2 separate regions of the Mus musculus genome follow, and region 1 is linked to region 2. A link is a loop called in an ENCODE intact Hi-C map of the cell type or tissue named here. Cell type or tissue: gastrocnemius. All regions are shown on one strand. Links, peaks and the distances in the headings refer to the core of each region. The heading gives the core; the rest is flanking DNA. Region 1 holds the start of Aipl1 (aryl hydrocarbon receptor-interacting protein-like 1). Region 2 has its middle 48 kb from the start of Gm23311.

The links. A loop is a pair of places that touch in the nucleus more often than their neighbours do. Peaks named below come from ENCODE experiments on the same cell type or tissue, not always from the same donor. Only the 100,000 strongest peaks of a DNase experiment are listed, where the experiment ranks them.
Region 1: it touches region 2 in a loop (7-fold over the local background); 28 of 42 quality-filtered maps call a loop at or near these places.

Annotation. Positions count from the first base shown.
Region 1 is chr11:72,033,906-72,042,889 of GRCm38, forward strand. Aipl1 (aryl hydrocarbon receptor-interacting protein-like 1) reads right to left here and starts at 3,604. Exons shown (of 6, transcript NM_053245.2): 1 at 3,458-3,604; 2 at 2,707-2,886. The coding sequence starts at 3,553. It overlaps Pimreg (PICALM interacting mitotic regulator), which reads left to right and starts at 8,597. Exons shown (of 6, transcript NM_144526.3): 1 at 8,597-8,629. In gastrocnemius, for the core only: a CTCF peak has its summit at 4,305 (motif pointing left); DNase peaks (open chromatin) are centred at 4,301 and 7,688; H3K4me3 peaks cover 444 bases; H3K27ac peaks cover 584 bases.
Region 2 is chr11:71,332,223-71,341,233 of GRCm38, forward strand. It overlaps the pseudogene Gm17874. Among named protein-coding and RNA genes, the nearest start is that of Gm23311, 48 kb to the left of the region's middle. In gastrocnemius, for the core only: a CTCF peak has its summit at 5,394 (motif pointing right); no DNase peak of the experiment used is centred there.

The DNA.
Region 1 (8,984 bases), core at 1-8,000, 700 kb after region 2:
GAGGGTGGGGTGGATGGATGTATAGATAAAGTATGGCTGTATATGTGGACAAGTGACTCAAGTGCACATTCGTGAAAGCCATGAGCATTGGGAAAACCAACAGTCACTATGTCTAAAGCTTGCCCACTATGAGAGGTACATCACGTAACTGCTGAAGAAGCCAAAAGACCACAGAGTCACAGGACAACTCCTGGAGGGAGCAGCAGCTCAGGACTTTGCAAACAGCAAGTCTGTCAACTAGTCAAGATCCTATTGACAGCATTCTGTTCTTGCAGCCTACCACATTATCAAATATGCACCCCGGGGAGCATAATTGGGGGTTGGCTATTCTTGCTGGTGACAAGGCCCTGTAGAACAGAAAGCCTGAAGTCGGTACACAGGGGTCTCACAAGGTCAGGTGCCTCTGAGAAACAATTCTAAACTAACCTATCACAGAATAAGCCAACTGGATGAAGTCCTGAACTGACAGACACACACTTTTTTTTTCAATTTAAAGGACATTGGGATAAAAATTATGACACAGATACTGTTGCAAAGAAAAGACGCTGGGCTCTGGTGTACTGAGGAACACCCAGGTGTAATGTGTTACACTGCACTCCTATTGGTTGGCACTGCAGTCTGGCCTTATTGAAAGATGCATGTATCCAACAGGAAGGCTAAGGACCCCATTTCGATCCTGCCCCTCAACTTGTTTGAACCACAGCAGGTTACTTCCTCTCTCAGAATCTTACCCACAGCAAGGCTCCTCAATAAAATGAAAGTGTGGCTCTTCAGCATTCTAGCTCAAAATAATAACTTCTACTATTTAATCACCTTATAAATACTGTGACCTCTGCTCATTTATATCATATTCTGTGGTTCCCAAAATAGCCCCGGGTATGTCTTCATTCACTTACAGATAAGGAGAGAGTGTGGCAAGAGGAGAAAGGACCTCCCAGGTCACTCCACACTAATAGAACACATCTCAAATGCAGTCTCTCTCTCTACACACTGCTCTTTCAAAAAGGTCATTAGCTCCCCATGAAATAAAGAGTATCTATCTACCATCCACTGTGAAAATCCAGGGGGAGCTTTGTGATAGACAGCTCAGCTTGTCAACACCTGAACTCACCCATCAATCTCAATCTTGAGATAGGCAGGCACAGTGGGGCCCTCTGTGAGAAGTTAACAGAGCTATCTGTGACTTTAAACAGAGGCTGGGGGTGGGACTCCATTGGTCGAGCACTGGCCCAGCATGCGCAGGTCCCTGGGTTTGCTCTCTAAATAAACCAAGGGTAGCGGTGCGTACCTGTAACCCTTGAAACTGGGCAGGAGGGTCAGAACTTCAAGGTCATCCTCAGCTACACCAGAAGTCTGAGGCCAGCCTGGGTTACATGAAACTTGGCCCAAAAATAACGGGGGGAGGGGGAAAAGACGGGGGCGGGGGGACAGTGAGAAGGAGAGAGGAAAGAAAGCTAGAATCTTTTCAAGCCCTTGAGGCTAAAAGCCCATTTTTCAAAAATAGAGGAAATAAAGGAATATGTCAGACAATTACATTCTGAAGCAACCAGCTGAATCCAAATGTGTGTGCATCTCTCCAGGACTGCTAACTCAGTGCCCAACATGACCCAGAAGAGGCAGGAGACCCCAGAGAGAAAGGAGACACAGGGCTACACTGCCAAAGCCTAACCCATTGACCCTATTTGGGTCCTGCCTGAACACAGAAATGTCACTTGTTTATAAAGAACAAATGAGAGAGCTGGAGGGATGGATCAGCCGTTAAGAGCATTTGTTGTTCTTTCAGAGCAGTAGAGTTCACTTCCGGGAACCTATGCCACGCTGCTCACGGCCGCCTGCAACTCCAGCTCCAGTGGACCCAACCCCCTCTTACCGCACTCTTTGGGTACCTGCACTCCTGTAAACGGATGCTCATAGATACACACATGTATACCCGTACTTAAAAATAAAAACTTTTAAAATGGAATAAATTATATGGTCAGAGAATCCTAACTGTGACAGGCAATTAGAGAACATGAAGGGATTGTTTGGGTCTTCTGAAGATGTAACAATGATGCTGTGGTGTGTGTGTGTGTGTGTGTGTGTGTGTGTGTGTGTGTATGTCTTGTATTTTTAGAGTTTCAAATTCTAGTGTGTCTACATGAGCTGGCACGATGTCTGAAATGTGCCCATACCACGTGGGATACTGAAGAAAGTTCCCTGGACAGAGGTGGATACAAGGGGGGGGGATTATGCATTGATAGGTGGCAGGAACTCACAACTTGTTTTTTTCCTTGACTTTTGCATATTTGACAGTTTCTCTAAGAAATACCTATCCCTCCCAAGCACAAAACAAGAAGTTGTAAAGATGTTTCATATGTGATATAAATATGAATTGAGTCATAGAGTTGGGAGGAATGGGGGAGGGGAAGGATGTGCTCGGTGGCTTGAGTCTCCAGGATCTACGATGCTGAGCAAAAAGGAAAGGGGGGCCCTCTCCTACCATGTGAGGCCACATGTTCCCACAGCCCCTGCGCCAACCACATACTCCACGTCACTTTAAGGCCTGCTTTATCTGAAGGGCTGGGTGCCATGTTTGTAATGGCAGAGAATAGGGATGGAGGTGTCTTCACCTGCAGTGTCTTGTTTTACCCTAACTTTCCTGAACCCTGACAGCTCTGGGAAGCGCGTGAGGGAACAGAGTGCAGAGGGAGCCACGAGACTACTTACAATGGTGTCGCACCAGAACTCAGCCACCTCGCCCAGCCGCATGGAGGTCAGCAGCGTCTCCCACACCTCCAGCTTGAACATGTTGCCGATGATGATGCTCATGGGCTGGCCCACCTGCTTGCTGTCATCGATCACCGTGCGCTCGTCATCACACTTCATTGTGCGGAAATGAAAGGTCACCTGGTCCCCAGAACAGAGGGCTTTGGTGTAGACATATCTCCCCCAGTTCCAGCAGCCGTGTCACCCAACCACTGCAGGCTACTGAGGCTGTTCTTGGGGGTCAGTTCACCCACATCTCACAAGATAAGATGCCTCAGCTCCCCTCAAGAAATACCTACAAGTCCCTACAAGAAACCCATTCCTTTCCAGCAAACCCTATGCCTATCTCTCACAGCCAAGCGCCAGGAATTCCTTCTCCAATAAGCTCCAATGTCCAGGAGTGTGTTCCTCCACCCCTGAGAGACCCATCAAACACAAGAGGACAAACGCCATATCTCCTGAGGTTCCTTCCTACTAACTTGACATTTGGAGCTCTGGAAATTTTCCTTAACCTCTCCTCTTAGCTAAAGCTACCCTGAAAACTACCAAAAAGACCTGTCTATAAACTCCAAAGCAAGGGAGCCTGGGTAATGGAAAGGCAAGTCCAGCAAGGTCCTGCCTGGCTGCAGTAGGAAGGGATACCTGCAATGCCCTGGGCCCAACTGAAACAGAGAAAAGAACCACGGGGTCCTATCTGGGCGTAGATACTCACTCGAGAGCCAGTGATGAAGCTGGGGAGCTCTCCCGTCCCCCCATGCAGAATGGTCTTCTTGACACCCTCCACATTGAGGAGTAGAGAGACGTCCATGCTGCAGGTAGGGGAGAGGTTTGTTCAGGCCTAGATAATCCTACCAAAGCAGGGAACAATCTGGCTGATACCTGGGAAGAGGCCTGTGCAAGCCTAGATAATCCCACCAGAGGGGAGGACAGCAGCTGACATCACCCAGGGGATTCCCCGACAGGGAGGGAAGAAGGAAGAAAGGCAGAAGGAAGGTAGTCTAGGCACTACAGACCCCACCGTCCACATTCCTCAGGATCTCTCAGCAGATGCAGATCCCCGGTCTGACACCCATAGTGACTACATCAAGGTTTTCCTTTGTGCCACCTCAAAAAAAAAGGTCCACAGATGTTTCTGTGGGGAAGGAGAGAAGAAAGCAGGCAGCAGTAGACAGCTGGGGCCATCCGAGGGGAAAAGGAGGGAGGCCCAAAGCCACCATTGCCTTCCTGTACCTGTAGTGCGGACATTGTCCCAGTCTCTGACCCTTAACATCTCCACTTTCCCCTGCTCCTCTCCTCCTGGGGTCTGGGAGAAGGTTTCTAACTTTGGGGTGACTAAGAGAGTTACCCCAGTTCTGGGGGAAATTGATAAATTCCTAGTGTCAAGCTTCTGTCTCCACTCTAAGATCTGGCTGAGGAGTCGGGCTCTCCCCAGTCCTTTAGAAGGCCTTTGTCCTGGGTTCAGAGAAACAAGCAGAGCTTATGTGGAGCCCACTGAACCCCCTTGGGGAACTAGAGGAGAAAACGTAATGTGTCGGCTTGGTGTTTGGCGCCACCTTGTGGCCAGCTTAAATTTTCATGCTTCTTTCCCAGAGCCTTAAGATAAATGAAGGATTCTGATCACACCACCACCACCACAGTCCCTTTTGGGCATTGACAGAGAGGTAACAGACCTTGCCATGAGGGGACATTATAGCTGGCTAATAGCCAACCAGAGCTTCCTACATTAATGGCTTCATGGCCTTGGGCGTTTCCCTTCTCCAGGAAGGCCAGAATCCTGGGGATATCCAGCACCCTCAAAAGTCTTGATTTCCATGAGAAGTCCTTGCCTTAAAGGGCCACAAACCTAGGCTAACCAGTCAGAAACAGGATGCAACCTGGCTTTGTAGAAAGCTCTCCCTGAGTGCCAGCAGCCCCACTCGGGTCTGTTTCCATCCCAGCCTTAGAGAGGTGTAGACACTTTTTTCCTCTTCCATCTCTCCCCAGCCACACAGTAGCTTAAAGGAGCATGTTACTGAGGAAGAATGGACCATCAGGGAAAACAGTGCCTGCCATGCCACATACACCAGGGTCAGGTACTGACTCTGAGATCCCTGCTGTATTCTCCCGACCTGATGCGTGCTCTGTGAGTTGCTGTATAATGACTCCTTATAATGCAGTTTCTCTTTGGAACATTTCTCTCTCCTGATTAGATGCACAATGGCAGAAAAGGACTTTCATGCCCCATCTGGATGCTTCACCCTTGGTTACTGTTTCCATATCTTACTTTGCAGGGAGTCATAGCACACAGCAAAGGGATTCCAGAGGTCAGGCTTCACTGCTAAGGGGGGTGGGGTGGGGGTGGGGGACACTGGTCCACTGTCTATTTAGACCATAGCTTCAAAGGTTTCCAAGGCCTCATTGGAAAACATTTCCAGTCACCTGTTCCTCTCTTCAAATCCAGATGACTTCCCACTCTCTTCAGATCTGTTCTAAGCTCCTGTCCTAACCTTCAAGTCTCTGGTCCTGGTCTCCACCCTACGTATGCTGTTTCTCTTAGCCTTACTCTAGTCAGTCCTGGAATGTGGCAATGTTCCTGACATCACCCCGCACCCAGTGCCTCAGGTAGAATGCCACATATTTGGGAAAACCAACCTCCAACCCAGCTAAAGTCCCAGTGCCCCGTGTACTTCCCATAGTCCCTGGCTCTTCGAACCCATGGCACTCTGCACATAGTAACTGCTGGGTGTGGATGAGGGGAACTAGTGAAAGCTTTGAGGCAGAAGCAGAAGCCAGGGGAGAGGGGGCTGCTGGGACACCCCTCTTCTATCCCTTCCTCCTCCGCAGAGGAAAAGGCAGAGCTGAGCCTCACTTGGGTTTCTTGCTTTATTGTCCTCCATCTGAGGAGACCCTGCACCTGGCCCCCATCAAAGAGCTACACCTGCGTGGAGCCCCCCTCCAGCCACTCTCTATGCATGGCTGAAGGGAGCAGCTTCCCATTCAGAAGAAAATACTTCTTCTGCCTTCTTTCGTTGCCATGGAGACTTCCCTTCATTAACCTGGTCCGCCAGTTACAGCTCCAAGTGGCAAAAGGGTAGAGGGCTGCAAGCATTCAGAAGTCTCTCTACAGACATGCCATGCATGCACACACGCTCTAGATGCTTAGCAAGGATGTGTGACCCAAAGAGAGGAACACGGGGCTCAGAGTCAGAGACCCAGGATCTCCGCCTGTCTGAATCTCCAGTGTCGTCATCAGTAATGAGGTTAAAAATAGATCCGACTCCCTAGACCTACAGTGAGAACGGAGGAGCAAGAATGTGGATGCTCTTAGCTGAGTGTCTGACGAGTGGTTAAGGGCTCAGAAATTATAAGCCCTTATTATGGATGCCTTGACACTCCAGGCGCTGTGGCAGGTGCTGGGGGAACTGAGTGCGGGAAAGCGCTGAAAAAACAAAGAGAGAGAGAGAGAGAGAGAGAGAGAGAGAGAGAGAGAGAGAGAGGGAGGGAGAGAATCATTTCCTAGTGTTTCGTCTTCATTGAGTCATACCCACACTTTGAATTCCGTCTTCATAGAAAGCACTCTCCTCCTCCCTCTGATTCACTGCAAGTATCTCCTGATTGTGATCACAAACACAAGTGGCCTAACACAAGCAGGTTGAGAAGCACGCATTTCTGATTCCTGGTAAACAATCCCATGGAGGAGAGAGGGGCTGGGGGACAAAATCATCAAGCAAAAGAGAGCTCATAGGCTCTCGAACCTCAGCCTATATCCACTGTCACCCAAGGTGACAGCAATAGAGTTTCTCTGAGCACATCAAACAGTCACAGTAGTTCAGGGAGATTTGTTTGGGGTTGTGTGTGTGTGTGAGAGAGAGACAGAGAGAGACAGAGAGACAGAGAGAGACAGACAGAGAGAGAAAGACAGAGACAGAGAGAGACAGACAGAGACAGAGAGAGACAGACAGAGAGAGAGACAGAGACAGAGAGAGAGAGACAGAGAGAGAGACAGAGAGAGAGAGAGGGGAGTGTTTGTGTGTGTGTGTGTGTGTGTGTGTGTGTGTGTGTGTGTGTGTGTGTATGTGTGTGTGGTTTCTTTCAAAGAGTGGTCTTAAACATGATATGTCCTGTGCAAAAAACAAAACACAAACACACAGTCACAAAGATAAATGCCTACAAACATATCCTCTGCCTAGCCAGCTCATTGTCAAGGTCTCACGTTTAGATAACGGTACAGTTCTCTGATTGATTATTGGAGATTTGGTCTGGAAATACTTGTCTCTCTACACATGCTGAACTTGAGACCCATGGGTGTAAGAAGGAAGAAAGCACAGAGTTTAATAAGTCACAAGTTCCCCTTGGTGAGATTAGAGAGACTTTGGGGGAGCAGGGAACCAGTGTCTTGGCTCTGTTGGCTTTATGCAGCCAGCAGGAGGTGACAGGACCCAGAAGAGTGCTGGCTTCAGGAGTCAAGGGAGAGACCCCAGCTGGAAAAGGGTGGGGTCTGAGGAGCAACAGTGAGGGGGTCAACCCTGGTCACACAGACAACGTCCCTGCATGCATGGCCTTTGGGTCCTTCACCCTGCTACAGTTAGTGAGTGAAGTGTACGGCCAGTCTCTCCACACCCCAGCTACCTCACAGAGCTGCAGAGCACTGGGGATAAACTGGGCTTGCTGATAGAAAGGGAGTGTTTGCAAGTGCTACACACAAATCAACCATTATTATTATAGGGGGTTGGGAGGTAAACACTGAGGTCAGGAGAGGGTCAGACAATCCTGACACCAGGAAGAGGCCTGAAGAGTCTCTAGGAGTCTCACTCCAGGCTGAGGAAAGGAGAGAGGAGGGAGAAGAGAAATTCTTTTTTGAGGACCGATAAGAAGGCCCCATTGTGGTGGCACGCCAGGCCCCTTGATTTCAATCTTGGGGAGGCTGAGTGTGGCCAGTTAGAACCAACCACCTCTAACTCCAGCTCCAGAGGGTCTGACTTCCTCTTCTGTGTCGCCACCACGCCACCCCACAGGCATTTACATGCACAGAGACATATAATTAAAAATAAAAATATTTTTTTTAAAAAAAGTCAAAACCATAAAAATGAAAGCATGGGAGAAAGTGACCCAGCCTGGGTTGCTGTTGTTTGTCGTCGTCGTCTTTGTTTCTTGTTTTGTTTTTTTAGCTTGCTGGCAGACTACAGGAAAGAAAGATTGAAAGATGCGTAGAGCAAGACCCGGCAGAGGAACTGACCTAACTGTGGAGAGGGTGATCTACAGTCTGTCCCCTCCTCTGAGATGTGCTTTCTTGGGCGCCGCCAGCAGGGTGTTTGTTTGAGGAACAGACAGGGGCAGGGCCATCTCGCAGGAAGGAAGAGAATTACGCGGGGAATTTGAAACAAAACTTCCCAGGGATCGCAAAGCTCGGCAGTCCCAGCCTATCGCTTTGACAAAACTACTTATCGTGGGAGAGAAGTTAGGCGGGGTGAAGGACTGAAAGGGGCGCGTGCCCTGGGTGGCGGTGACCTGAACCCCCGCAGCATCCTGCACCCTGACCTGCATGCTTGAAGAAGAGAGCTTGGGAGAACGATGGACTAGGCGCGGTCGCCTGGGACCAAGCAGCCGGGATGTAGGGAGGCGGGCTGGTCGGTAACAGTGATCCGGTGGCGACCTGGACCCCTCTGCGGCGAGCCAGGTGGGGGGTCTACGAACGATGTATGGGCGTGGCCAGGCCAATCCCAAAGCAGGATTTACAGTCACGAGAGAAAAAGACCAATCGAAATCCGGGGCGGCGGTGGTGGATGGCTGATAGGGCCAATGGGCTGCAAGCGCCGGGGCGGGGCGGGGCCGCGCGGAGTTTCAAATCGGCTGCGGTGGGCTAGGAGAGGGTGTTGATCTTCGGGTCCGGGTATCGAGCAGGGAGGTGAGCATGCGGGGTTACCGAGGGGCTTAAGGAGGGGGGTGGGGGACGGTCTCACGGGGAGCTCTGAATGGGGAACGGGTCAGGAGCTCTGGATAGGACCCACAAGACAAAGGGAATGTCTAGGAGTTGCAAACGCCCCATCGGATCCGAGGCCTTGGCTGGATTGCTAAATCTGCTCCGGAGAGGAAAATTTGTGAAAACAGCATACTGCTGGTGCCCTGCGTAAGCGCCGAGGCTCCGTGACCTGTGTGCCACTCCACTTAGCCTATGGGGAATAGGCTAGGATGGAAAGACGGACAAATTGCCGCCTTGCAACGGAGGCAGCTGCTGACCATGATGCCATTGGTCATCTTTC
Region 2 (9,011 bases), core at 625-8,624:
AACCCCCTGTATCTTTTCAGACCACGATGGATGAAAGCTGTACTTCAACAATAACAGAATCAACAAGCCATGAGATGTTGGAAAAAGATGGAAACTGAATGATTCTGTAGTGAATGAAAAGTGGGTCAAGGAAAAATAAAGAAATAAATTAATTTGAATGCACAACATATCTAAACTCATGGAAAATAATGAAAGAATCACTAAAAGGAAATTTTATATTAACAGCTTTCATAAAGAAAGTAGTAAGGGGTCTAGAGAAATGGATCAGCAGTTATATGCACTGTATGCTCTTCCAGAGGTTCTGAGTTCAACTCCCAGCAATCACATGGTGGTGTATAACCATCTATAATGGAATCTGATGTCTTTTTCTGGAACGTAGGTCTACTTTGATAGTACACCATATTTTTTTAAAAAGAAAATATTTAGTGATATTCCACAATTTCATACTAGTGACTTAACAGCACAACTGAAATCTCTAGAACAAAAATAATCAAACACACCCAAGAAGAGTATATGGCAGGAAAGAATAAAACTCAGGGCTAAAATCAATAAAATCATATAGAGAGTTTTTAGTCCATGAACATGACTACTGTCACAAGGGATCACATCCATAAACCTAGGTTTGTGTAATCCGGAATACAGACTCACCCTTAGTACACACCTTTAATCCCTCTGGCTGGAATAAGGTAAAATTGGTTTGTAAAAGGAAGTAGTCATGTTTGAAAGAGACATCTAACTGAGGAGAAGACAAAGTGATGAACTAGAGAAAGATTTGGCAGAATGAGTCAGAGATAAGATACACCTTACTGTTACAAGAACAGCACAGGAAAGAGAGACTACCTTAGGCACCGGGAGAGAAAGGTGGTATGTGTCACTTTTAGCAGAATAGTTTTACAAAGGCAGGTGATAGAACACAGGTGAAGATAGAAGGAGCCAGAAACTGAGGAGCCAGAGATTAAAACATATTATAAAAGTCAGAATTGCCAAGCAAAGCAATTCAGTAAGAAGTTGAGAGAAGCCTTGAATATGTCATCTTGGAGAGGAATGAGCCAGAACAGCTGAGATGAATGAGATAGCCAGAGTTCAGAAAGAACTGTAAGGGATGAGCTTATTCAGCAGTAAGCTGTGAAAAGACATATGTCTGGCAAATAAAAGTCACGTTTACAAATTAGAAACAGAGAACAATACAAAGAATCAATGAAACACGGAGATGGTTCTTTGAGAAAATCAATAAGATAGACAAACCTTTGGCGAAACTAACTAAAAGGCTAAGAAAAAATACCCAAATTAACAAAATCAGAAATGCAAAGGGGGCATAATAACAGACACAGAGGACATTCAAGGAATCATTAGATTTTACTTCAAGAACCTGTACTCCAAAAAATTGGAAAATCTAAACAAAGTGGATGTTTTCCATGATAGGCACCAATTACCGAAACTAAACCAAGATCATGTAAACAATCTAAATAGACCTATAAGTCCCGAGGAACAGAAGCAGACATTAAAAGACTCTCAACCAAAACCAAAACCAAAACAAGACAACTACAACAACAAAATCTAAAAACCAATCAATCAAAAAACAAACAAACAAAAACAAAAAACCCAAGACAGTTTTAGTGCAGAGTTCTATCAGACTTTCAAAGAAGCGCTAATACCAAAGACTCCTTTGAAGTGGAAGCTTCTGGTTTGTTTGGAAAGTCAGTTATGTCAAATGATGTTTTGGCTGGGGTACACAGGTGAAGGATGTCTTGCTAAAGCAGACACATGAAAGAATGTTTTTCTAAAGTAGACACAGGAAAAAGGATGTTTTGATAAAGCAAACATGTGATAGGACCCGTGATGAAAAAGTATAAGTATGACTCCACAGTCAATGGGAGACAAGCATTGGTTTGGTTTGCTTGCCTCGCTATTCTTAGCTAACAACACACGTGTATTGGTTTGCCTTACATAGCATTGTTGAACTCAACTTGTGGCAATGTTGCCATTGAGAGAAACCCAAGAACTTCTCATGAGGTTCCTGCAGCAGCTTGCTACTTCTTCAGCCTTGCCTCAGCCAGTTGGTTGGCAAGCCTGGCAGTTTCTTCGGCATTGAACTACAGTTCTGGGTTGTGCCTGGTGTCTGCCTGCCTAGAGGACTGGTCTGCAGCTGCTAAGTCATATTTGGTGTTTGCTATAGGTCTGAACTGCTATAAGAAGATCAAGCTACCCCAAAAGAACTATTGCTGAACAGGTTCACTTCCCCTGTTTCCTAATAATTTTTCTCTTCCACTACCTCTGGTGGGCAAGAGGAGAGGTTGAACATTTATTAAAAGTAGGTTGCCAAAAAATTTATGCCTACACTCCTAAAATTATGCCACAAAATAGAAACACAAGGAATACTGCCAAATTCATTTTATGAGGCAACAGTCATCCTGATTTTATAGAAGAGAAAGTGTGGAATATTCTTGAATGCATTGGCATAGGAGACAACTTCCTGAATAGAAGAACACTAATAACTCAGGCACTAAGATCAACAACTAACAAATGTTACCTCATAAAGTTGAAAAGCTTTTGCAAGACACAGGACATATCAAAAGGACAAAATGGGAAAATATTTTCACCAACTCTTTATCTGAAAGAGGGCTAATATCGAGATATATAAAGAACTAAAAAAAAAAAAAATCACACCTCAACAAACCAAAATAACCCAATTAAAAGTATGGCAAAGATTTGAATTCTCAACAGAGGAGTTTCTAATGGCTGAGAAGCACTTAAGGAAAATTTCAACATCCTTAATCATCAGGAAAATACAAATCAAAATGACTCTGCGACTCATCTTACACCCATCAGAATTGGTAAGATAAAAACTCAAGAGGTAACAAGGGGGTGCTGCTTTATTGCTGGTGGGAATACAAATGTGTACCATCACTTTGGAAATAAATTTAACTTTTTTTTTTCAGAAAATTGGAAGTAGTTCTACCTCAAGACCCAGCTTTACCACTCCTGGGTATATAGTCCTAAAACTCTCTACCATACCTCAAGAACACTTGCTCAACTATGTTCACAGCAGCTTTCTTCATAATACCCAGAAACTGGAAACAGCCTTCATGTCCCTCAACCAATGAATGGATAAAGAAAATGTGGTACATTTACACAATGGACTACTACTCAGCTATTAAAACCAAGGACATCATGAAATAGGCAGGCAAATAGGTGGAACTAGAAAAAGATAGTCCTGAGTAAGGTAACCCAGACCTAGAAAAACAAACATGGTATGTATTCACTTATAAGTAGCTATTAGCTGTAAAGTAAAGGATAAGTTTTGTACAAACCACAGACCCAAGAAGCTGATTAACAAGAAAGGACCACCTGACTCACTTGAGTCTCATGGTGAAGGGGAAATAGATTAGACTAGACACTGGGGGTAGATGGAGGGAGGGAACTGGCTGCAGGAGGAGTTGGGGAGGGGAACAGGAGAGATGAGGTGAGAAGGAGGTGGAGAGAGAGGGTAGTGGGAGAGACAACTGGAATTGGGGGGGGGCTTGTTTAGGATGAGCTAGAAACCTCAGATAATGGAAACTCCCAGGAATCTATGAGGATGACCCTAGCTAAGACTCTTAACAATAAGGGTTTGAAGCCTGAACATGCCATCTCTTGTAACCAGGCAAGACTTTCAGTGGAGAGACTGGGACACCAAACCCAGCCACAAATCCTTAGATCCACAATTTGTCCTGCCTACAAATGTGCAGGTGTAAAAGATGAAGCAGAATTTGAGGGGTAGGCCAACAAATGACTGGCCCAACTTGAGACCTGTACCATGAAAGAGATACCACCCCTGACACTATTAATGATTTTAACTGTCATCTGAGAGATTTCACCCAGCAACTGATGGGAACAGATGCAGAGCCCTATAGCCAAACATTAAGCTTGGGTAATTCTGTGAAAAAGAGGGAGGAAAGATTGAGGGAGCTATAAGGGTCAAGGACAAACAAGAAAACTTATAAAATCAACTAATTTGAGCCCATAGTGGCTCATAGAAACCAAACCATCAACCAGAGATCATGCATGGGATAGAGCTAGGCCCTCTGCATATATGTAACAGTTGCATAGCTGGGTCTTCATGTGGGACTCCTTTAGTGGACTTAGTGATTAAGCTAAGTTGGCTGGCCAGTGAACTCAAAGGATCCTCCTGTCTCTAGATTCCTCGTGCTTTTTATTTGGGTGCTAGGAATGGAACTCAGGTCCTTGTGCTTGTCTGGGAAGCATTTATCACACAACCCCACTATACTTCTTAACTTTTAAATTCATTGGTTGGCTGGTTGGCTGGCTGGCTGGCTGGCTGGCTGGCTGGCTGGCTGGCTGGCTGGCTGGCTGGTTGGATGGTTGGCTGGATGGTTGGCTGGCTGGTCAGATGGTTGGTTGGCTGGTTGAATGGCTAGTTGGCTGGTTGGTTGGCTGGTTGAATGGCTAGTTGGCTGGTTGGTTGGGTGGTTGGACAGCTAGTTGGCTGATTGGTTGGTTGGTTGAGTCAGTGGATGTATGGATGCCACTGTGCCTGTGGAGGTTAGAGGACAACATTCAATAGCTATTTCTCACATTCTACCTTACTGGAGTCTCCACTTTCCGTCTCACCATAGGAGTACTGGGAGTATTAAAAATGCATGCTGCACTCCCCAGCTTTTAATGTGGGTTCTAGAGATTGAATTCAGGTCATTAGGCATGTGCTGCAAATGCTCTCACCTGCTGAGCCACTTCCCTGTTTGACCACACAGTCTTTTAAATAGACTTGGAACATGATCCTTCTCACTGTGCTCAAAGAAATCAGTGGTCTAGCTCTATAACTCTCCCTGCTGATGCACACAGTCTTCACTTAATCTTATAGTCAGTTCATCTCACCCTAGTCTAAACCATCTGTCTACAGATTATTGAAATCACCATAGAGGCTCACCAGCCATGGGACATGATCTACCCCCACCCCACCTCCACTAGCTCTTTGGCAATACACTCTACCTCACTTTCCTCCCTGTGCCTTGATCCTCTTGGTCACCTTAATCCTTGAACACACCAAGAGACCATGCTCAATTCAGAGACCATGCACTGGCTTTGACACTCTTTAGAAATAAAGAGTAGTCAAAGGCTTGCTTGGTACATCCCTCTTATGAAACAACACTTCTAGAACTTTACCTCATTTTATTTTTTTCTGCATGACTTCTACCTTAAAATATCATGGAAGCTCTTGGAATGTAAGACCTAGCCTGTTTGTTGGTCATGTCATGTGTTCCTCTGGCTCATCTCCATCTCTGTGCCTGAGACAGTGCACACAACATCAACACAGAGATGCTTTCAGATCTGGAGAGAGTTTTCTTTCTTTTACAATTTTTTTTATCCTTCTAAGCAGATATCAAATACGGCCACTAGATGACACTCAAGTACTTTCTGTTTATTGAATTCTTATACTCTAAAGCCCCTTTGGCTGTCTCTCTTCTGAGACCAGAAGTTTGAAAGTCACCCACTTCTGTTGCCTTGAATCTCTGCTTTCTCTCTCTCTCTCTCTCTCTCTCTCTCTCTCTCTCTCTCTCTCTCTCTCTCAGAAGAGCCTTTTAGAAGTACATTTTTAAAAATGATTTCTTGTTTCTTGCTTGTTTCAACCGGAAATTAATGGATAATCCACATATAAGAAAGGATGCTTGCTTTCTCTATTCAAATTATAATGACTTGAATCCCTACCCTGGCAACTTATAGCACCAGCCTTTTCATATGTCCCTTCCTCTCAGTTATTTCTAAGAATGTTCATAAATTGTCCAGTGGGGAGTCTGGAGTCAGTTCTAAGTCTTCCCACTGGCTACTTGGACAGCCTGTCTTGTTGGACACTATGCCCATCTTTATTTTCCCAAGATTCCTAGAGCTGTTGTCCATTTCTAAGCCACCAATTGTAACATTGCTGTTCTTCACCTGAGCACCCCTAAAATGTTGTTTCCAGGAGCATAGCTGAGACCAGAATATGAGATATGATGGAACAGGATTCTCTTGAAGGATTAGGCAGAAAGGACGGTAGATACAGGAGAAAGTCACTCATACTGGCTGCAGTTTCCTGTGTTCTCAGCTGCCCCTGCTCTTGGAGGCCATCTCTGAAGCTGGACTAATCCCTAGCTGTCACCAGTGGGATCATTCCTCAGGGCTAAGATTTTCCAGCCACCTCCACCTCTAGGAGACATGGTCTTTCTGGCCTCCACCCCTCAGAGAGTGAACAAGTTCTTCCCATGTCTGTATACTTCCTAACATAAAGCCCAAATCAACCTCCTTGCAGGATGGGTGATGTGGGAAACCATTTCCATGTGTGGTTAGCAACAGAAGTACAACAACACAATCCCAACAATTTGACACTTCATTTCCTGATACTGGTATATTTTCAGGCTTAGGCGAAACAGTGAACTCACTGAACTATGTAAATTGGAAGGGTTTTGTTTGTTTTTAACAAACCTCCCACCCACCTTCCCCATGCCTTCCTTTCTCTTTGTTCTAGGCTCCTCTTTAGTGTAAAGCGAAGGAAGATATTGGGACTCACGGTGTCTTATGGTTTTAATCTCTGTGAATTTAGGCAGTGCCAGTCTAAATTAAAAACCAGAAATATGTTCCAAACAGAATATTTATCTGGAAAGATCGGGGGACAGAAGGAAGGCATGTGCCATAGTAAACCATGGAGGAGTGAGGCAAGAAGAATTTTAGAGGAAGCTGGAGAAGGCTTATATCACATATTTAAAAACAGTAGTACTGGCCACCATAAGTAGTAACAGGGATTGTGTCTGTAAAGAGTTGACTGGATAGTTGCTGAGCAACTGTTTTTGCAGAACTGCTTTTAAAACAATGTGTCTGTGGCCTTTGTCAAAAGTTAGTGTTCTGGTTTCTCTTCTTTGTTTCTGGGCATGGCTCCTTAGGACTTGTGCATGCTATAAAAGTGGATCTGTGAGCCATTCCCAGGCTTTCACAGCTTAGATAGCTACCACTATGAAATCCTCCACAACCTCTGGTTTGCAAAATTTTGTTTGTTTTGTTTTCAGCTAGGGTTGACACAAATAATTGTGTTTCATTTCTGAAAATGTTGTGTTGTGGATGTTATCAGTTGGGACTGTGTTCCACAACTCTGTATTTTGATTTATTGTGGTTTTTCTATAATGGTCCTCATTTGCTGCAAAGAATTTTCTTGATGAGGAGTGGGGACTATACTTATAAGGACAAATATTTAAAATGTAGTTAGGGATTATGCTGGTTTTGTAAAGTGGCAGTTGGACATTCTCTTCCAAAATCCATGGTTTCCATTAGCTCTGGCTGTTGGCAGCATGGGCGTTTCCAGGACTAGGAATAAATCCTTTGTTGAGCCAGTCTTTGTTATTGAGCTCTTGGTTACCACTAAGGTGTTTGTGCCACTACTACATCCTTAGGGTTATCATGCCATTCTGGTCATTGCTAAGGTTCATAGGCATTATAGTTGGGTAGGATTCTTGGTTGCTTTCTTCCCTTAGAAGCTTGCATGGCATGGTATCTTCTGGTACCATAAAGGCTAGTTTTTAGAGAGGAGGTTGCCTTCCTGGCTGGTAACTTGTTGATGCCCATCTGGAGGCTGATGATGTAGTGTTATGTGAGTGGCAGGATGTGGTTCTTAGGGTCCCAGAAATGTTGCCTGATATCAAAGCTGTCATACCAGGCTTCCTGGCACATTTGTTGGTGCTCACTTGTAGTGTGATGACAGACTAGCAGACCTTCATAGTTGTGACATTGATATTTTGATATTGCTTATCTCTGCAGACGATCCAAATCTCCCTGCTATACTGAATTCCTTTGAATTGCTACCTGTATCATGTTCCTATTCTTGAATAAGTTACTAGCCTTGAACGGGTCCATGGGGACTATATCTTGGCCAGCCACATACTTGATGAAATTGGAGAGGTTTTTCTGTCCATATTTCTGTACCAAATTTAAGGAACTGAGCTGAGTTTGTGATTGTGTATAGGATACTCCCATTTTTTTAAATCATTCTGGAAGACAGGATCAATGGAGAGGGCCATGAATATCTCAATATAGCAGTGGAACTCAGTTTTTTTTTTTCTGGTTGCCTGTATTTGGAAAGGAGCCAGCTCTTGACCTTGGCTGAGAGCTGATAATGGTGTTTTTATCACTGCAACAGAAATTCTAAGATAGACATCTCTAAGCTGTTTCCATTTCTTAGCTATTATAAATAGAACAGCAATAAGCATAGATGAGTAGGTATTTCTGGAACCTCTAGAGTAGGATATAGTAGTCTTTGGAATGCCCAAGAGTGGTATAGCTGGATTATAGGGCAGATCTATCGTTAGCTTGAAACAAACAAACAAATAAGCAAACACTCAACATTGATTTCCAAAGTTGCTACACCAGTGTGCACTCACACCAGTGGTGAATGAGTTCCCCCCTTCCCCCACATTCACACCAGGATATGCTGTCATTTGGTCTTTTGATTTTGGCCATTCTATCTTGGGGAAGTAGTTTTAATTTCTCTGATAAAGTAGTTTGCATTTCTCTGATGGCTAAAGATGTTGAACATTTTAAAAAATGTTTCTCAGAAATTTATACTTCATCTTTTGGGAACTCTTTGTTTAGTTTTATTCTCTGTTTTAAAATTGGGTTATACTCTGGAAATCAGTCTGGCGGTTCCTCAGAAAATTGCACATAGTACTACCGGAGGATCCAGCAATACCTCTCCTGGGCATATATCCAGAAGATGTCCCAACCAGTAAGAAGGACACATGCTCCACTATGTTCATAGCAGCCTTATTTATAATAGCCAGAAGCTGGAAAGAACCCAGATGCCCCTCAACAGAGGAATGGATACAGAAAATGTGGTACATTTACACAATGGAGTACTACTCAGCTATTAAAAAGAATGAATTTATGAAATTCCTAGCCAAATGGATGGACCTGGAGGGCATCATCCTGAGTGAGGTAACACATTCACAAAGGAACTCACACAATATGTACTCACTGATAAGTGGATATTA